Regions from separate parts of the Homo sapiens genome. Here region 1 is linked to region 2. The links are chromatin loops, found by intact Hi-C in ENCODE. Cell type or tissue: stomach. All regions are shown on one strand. Each heading gives the region's core, and the rest is flanking DNA. Links, peaks and the distances in the headings are about the cores only.

Evidence for each region. Peaks named below come from ENCODE experiments on the same cell type or tissue, not always from the same donor. Only the 100,000 strongest peaks of a DNase experiment are listed, where the experiment ranks them.
Region 1: a loop joins it to region 2, with 2.4 times the contacts of the local background. A loop is called at or near these places in 3 of 110 quality-filtered maps.

What each region holds. Positions count from the first base shown.
Region 1 is chr13:20,518,676-20,521,497 of GRCh38, reverse strand. The region is part of intron 1 of CRYL1 (crystallin lambda 1); the gene reads left to right. Among named protein-coding and RNA genes, the nearest start is that of CRYL1, 5.8 kb to the left of the region's middle. In stomach, for the core only: no CTCF peak of the experiment used is centred there; a DNase peak (open chromatin) is centred at 1,417; H3K27ac peaks cover 1,484 bases.
Region 2 is chr13:20,833,962-20,836,783 of GRCh38, reverse strand. All of the region lies in intron 6 of XPO4 (exportin 4), which reads left to right. Among named protein-coding and RNA genes, the nearest start is that of EEF1AKMT1, 61 kb to the right of the region's middle. In stomach, for the core only: no CTCF peak of the experiment used is centred there; no DNase peak of the experiment used is centred there.

The DNA.
Region 1 (2,822 bases), core at 70-2,569, 320 kb after region 2:
CAGGAAGTTAATTATTCTTGGGCCTGATGTAAGGTAGTATTGGGGAACAATACTGAGGGAAACCTGAAACAGAAACCTGAGGAAAACCAAGCCAGGGAACTTTCTAGCTCTGGGGCCGTGCAATCTGGTCCCTGTGCCTCTCTGTAGCTTCCTTTGCTCTGTAGATTCCCTCTCCTTGTACTTGCTCACTTTTCTTTCCTTCCCTGTGACTTTATCTTGCACATCACTGCCAACCCTAAGGTTATCCTCTTTCAAGTATAGTGCCTCTTACTGATTTTTTTTCTGTATTTTGGGTCCAATTTATTTCCTTTCTTTCTTTCTTTTTTTCGTTCGTTCGTTCCTTCCTTCCTTTCTTCCTTCTTTCTTTCTTTCCTTTTTTTTTTTTTTTTTTTTTTGAGACGGAGTCTCGCTCTTTCACCCAGGCTGGAGTGCAGTGGCGTGATCTCCGCTCACTGCAACCTCCGCCTCCGGGTTCACGGGATTCTCCTGCCTCAGCCTCCCGAGTAGCTGGGACTACAGGCCCCTGCCACCACGCCTGGCTAATTATTTATATTTTAGTAGAGATGGGGTTTCACCGTGTTAGACAGGATGGTCTCGATCTCCTGACCTCGTTATCCACCCACCTCGGCCTCCCAAAGTGCTGGGATTACAGGCGTGAGCCACCGTGCCCGGCCCGGGTCCAATTTTCAAGAGAGGAAACCCAGTGGTTTCACCTCTGTGCATCCCAGGCTGCAGATGTTATAGGGTGCTCCTAAGCCAGTTGATTGGCTGCTTTGGGTCAGGTGTCCAATCCATGTCCAATCAGCAATGACTGAGTGTGTGGGCGTGAAGGGGTGGGGGAAAAGACACCAGCTGGTCCCCAGGGGTCAGCGGTCTGCTGTTGGTCCTCTGCAATGAAGGGGCCAATCTCAAGACTGAAAGGGAAGTGGGGCCCAGTCCAATCACCTGATATTTGATGCCAGAATCCTGGCCGATGGTTACCCTCCCTCAGGTCAGATAATTGCGATTCCAAGGATTTGCTGCCTGTTTGATTAGGGGGCTGCCTTTCCCTGAGCAACAGCAGCGGGGTAAGACCCAAGCCATGGAGGCAGGTGCATTAGCCCCAGACCAAAGCACCATGCTCCCTCCCTCATGATTGCTTCCCCTCTCCAGGGTTCAGACCCCGCAGCCAGCAAACATATAGTTGTTCCCTGAAAACAGAAAAGCACCCTCTCTTGACCCCATTTTTCCCTCTGGTAATTGCCACATTGCTCCTCAAAACTTAATAAACTTATCCATATTGTCTCCAGTTTCTTTCTTCCTATCCATATTCTCTCTCTTAACTTTGTGTTAGGGAAACATTTCAAACTGTGTTAAAGTTGAGAGAACAGTGCAATGAACCTTAAAGTACCTTCCCCCACCCCCTCAACTTCAACAATTATTAACACATGGCTAATATGGTTTCAGTTATTCTCCCTTCTCTGGATTGTTCTGAAACAAATGCCAGGCATTGAATCATTTCGTCTGTAAATATGTCAGCATGTATAGTATCTAAAAGATATGGACTGTTTTAAAACTATATAACCACAATAGCATCATCATGTGTAAAACATTAACACAATTCCTTAATATCTTCATGTAATATCTTTAAATATCTCTTCCATATTCAAGAGTTCCCTGATTAATTTTTTAAATACTTGGCTTGATTGATTTAGGGTCTAAATAAGGCCCACATGTTATATTTAGTCAATAAGATTCTTAGCTCTTTCAATCTATAGATTGTTCATCCCTCTCTGGTTTTGTAAAATTTTTCTTGCCGTTTATCTACTGAAGAATTTGAGTCATTTGCCCTGTAAAATTTCCCATATTCTAGGTTTTGCTGAATGTATCCCTTCCCTCCCCTCCCCTCCCCTTCCCTTCCCAAGATGGGGTCTCGCTATGTTGCCCAGGCTGGTCTTGAACTCCTGGGTGCAAGCCATGTACCTACTTCAGCCTCCTAAAGTGCTGGGATTACAGGCGTGAGCCACTGCGCCCAACCCATGTAGTGTCATTTGTCATGTTCCACCATCCCTTCATTTCCTGAAACTGGTAGTTAGGGCTAGAGGCTCATTTTCTCTTAAACCTACCCTGAGCAGTCTTTCATCAATCCCACAAATCTGCTCTTGTCATGGTCCCCACCGCCATTCATCTTGCAAAACCCAATGGTCAATCCTCAGTTCAAGTGTTCATCAGCAGCGTTTGATGCAGATGGCAGCTCCCTTCACTTTCCTGACTACACCCCCCTCCCATCTCACTGGCACTCCCTTTTGTCCCCATATTCTTCCCCATTAAAGTTGGAGTGTCCCAAGGCTGAATCCTTGGACTTCTTTATCGATATTCACTTTCTTAGAGATCTCACCCAGTCACACACTTTTAATACCACATCTCTACAGTAAATCCCAAATTAATATCCCAGCCCAGCCCTTGGCTCTGAACCTGGATACTTACAGCCAGCGATTTGCTAGACCCACCCTTAGCATTTCTCACTGAAAACATCCCGTTTTGAACTGATCTTCCCTCCTAACATCTGCTCCATTGCTAGTCTTTCCCAGCAGAGTTAATGACATCTCCATCCTTTCTTGTCCAAAAGAAACTTGGCACTGTCCTCCATTTTTCTTTTTCTCACATCCACATGCAATTCGCCAGCAATTCTTCTTGGCTGTACTGTGAAAATACTGCACATTCATTTCTCAGCTGACCCCTTTCCAGCACCCCCTCTGCCTCCGTCCTGGTCCCGCCTCCCATCGCATCGGGCACCAGCCTCCTGACACCCAGCTGGTCTCCTGACTTCCATCTTTGCCCTT
Region 2 (2,822 bases), core at 227-2,726:
TGGAAATGTTCTCAGATTAGATCATGGTCGTGGTTGCACACATCTGTGAATATGCTAAAACCATTGAGCTGTACACTCAGTGGGTAAATTGCGTAGTGTGTGAATTATGTCTTAATGAAGCCTTTAAAAATACCCATCATGTCACGGTGTAGAAACCCACTTCACACAGGTCAACTGCACCATTAGTAGAATTATAGAGGGAGATTAGGGGTGGAGATAAAGTTGTGGGAGAGTGGGGCCATTGAAGTTAAGGAAATAGGAGAGGTGGTCCAAGAAGGAGCAGAGGATCCATGTCAGGACCTTTAGGTGCATCAGTAGTGAAAAAGCAGGAAGAAGCAAAAGAAAATAAGAAAGCCAATTAAGACAAGTGGATGGGAGAACAAGGCAAGGAGTGTTTGGAAAGCAAAGATAGATGATGTTTCAAGGAATCAGGTAGTCAACATCGTCTGTTACCGATAGGTAAGATGTAGATTGTTTTTGATCTACACCGAATATCAGTTAGAACATAGTTGGTCATATGGAAGTCTGTTTATGTGAATGACAGGGGCAAAAGCCGTATCTCAGTGATCAGGTAGTAATTAGTAATTGATGAAGTATAGAGTGAAGTACAATTGACCCTTGAACAATGTGAGGGTTAGAGACACCAACCCCCATGCGGTCAAAAATTCCAGTATAACTTTTTACTCCCCAGAACGTTTTACTAATAGCTTACTGTTGCCTGGAAGACTTACTGATAACATAAACGGTCAGTTGGTACTTATTTTATGTTTTATATGTACTATAATATATTCTTAAAGTAAGTTAGAGAAAAGAAAATGTTGTTAAGACAATTATAAGGAAGATAAATGATATTTAGTGTTCATTAAGTATAAGTGGATCAATCATAAATGTCTTCATCTTCGTCTTCTAGTTGAGTAGGCTCAGGAGGAGGAGGAAGAGGAGGGGTTGGTCTTGCTGTCTCAGTGATAGTAGAGACAGAAGTGGAGGAGGTGAAGGGGAGGTAAGGAAAGGAAGGCACACTTGGTGTAACTTCTAGTGAAAGTACAAGTGGACCTGTGCAGTTCAAACCTGTGTTATTCAAGGGTCAACTGAACTATATAGATATTTCGAAGAGCATCAACTGACAGCTCAAGGGAATGGGGGTTTGTGCCAAGGAAATGTTGTTTTATGCTTTAAGCTTAGATGAACCTGTTTATTGCTTGAGGGGAGAAGTCAGGATTTCAGAAAGAAAATGTGATATTGTGGTGTTAGGCCAATGACATAGATGTTGAGATAGCCCAGGGCGTGGTTGAGGTAGGCAGCCCTGTGGTAGTGTGAACTGCCTGCCTTGATGATCCATACTTCTTAGCTATTAAGTGCTGATTTGACCAGCTTTGTCTAGGTTTCTTTCAAAATGGAGGAACACAGTGGTAGAAGTCAGCATGAGGGAATTTTATTTTATCATTATTTTTTTAAACTGATAGAATTGCAAGGAGAGTGATGGAATTTTAAAGCACATATATGTAAAGCCCTTGTGAAGTATTTTCTTCTGTCCTCTCTTTTTTTGAATAATCAGTATTTCCTCCAACTATTGTCTATTTGTACCTGGCATTGTACCCTTTAAAAAGAAAGTAGAGGCAGCACATGGTGGCTAACACCTGAATCTCAGCACTTTGGGAGGCCAAGGCAGGAGTATGGCTTGAGCTTAGGAGTTCAAAGTTACCTTGAACTATGATTGCACCACTGCACCCCAGCCTGGGCAACAGAGGAAGACCTTGTCTCTTAAAACAGAAACAAACAAAAAACTAAGTTAAGTTTTCTGATTTTTAAAAATTATTATTTATAGAGATAGGGTCTTGCTCTGTCACCCAGGCTAAGGTATAGTGGCATGATCATGGCTCACTGCAGCCTTGACCTCTGAGTTCAAGTGGTCCTCCTGCCTCAGCCTCCCAAGTAGCTAGAACCACAGGTACACATCACCACACCTGGCTAATTTTTAAATTTTTTTGTAGGGCAGGATCCCACTATGTTGCCCAGGCTGTCCTCAAACTCTCCTGGGCTCAAGTGATCCTCCCGCTTTGGCATCCAAAAGTGCTGGGATTACAGGCATGAGCCACTGGGCTTGGCCTGGATTTATTTATTAAAGGTTTTTTTTTTTTATTTCTTTCAACACTGTTTTATAGTTTCCAGAGCAAAAGATTATTAAATTTATTCTAAGTACATTTTTTTTTTGAGACTGGGTCTCGCCCTGTTGCCCAGGCTGGAGTGCAGGGGTGTAATCATGGCTCTTGGCAGCCTCGACTTCTTGGGCTCAAGCTATCCTCTCAACTTCAGCCTCTTGAGTAACTGGGACTATAGGCACGCATCATGATGCCTGGCTGATTTTTGTAGGGGTTGAGTTTCGCTGTGTTGTCCAGGCTTGTGAGTATTTTTTTATTATTCAATTGTAAATTGTTTTTTAAATTTCATTTTCACACTATATAGAGAAAAATACAAATGATTTTTGTATGTTGATCTTGTATCCTGTAATCTTGCTGAACTTGCTTATTAATGCTAATGAATTATATACATAATTGTATTATCTGCAAACCATTATATTTGTTAAGGATTATTATATGTAGCTTTTCTATGTGCAGCAGGTGATTTATGAAAGTATCCACCTACCCAGACCCAGTGGTGCAAAGTCCACAGTTTCTGTGATTTGGTAGATGTTAAAAATCACTCTGTGGCCCAGAGAGCGAATTCCTCTGCACTTTGTAGCCCCATGTTACTCTGAGACTCTGGAGACAAAATTCACTTGCTTCTCATTCTGTTTTAGATCACTGTTGTGCAAAGAAAGTGTC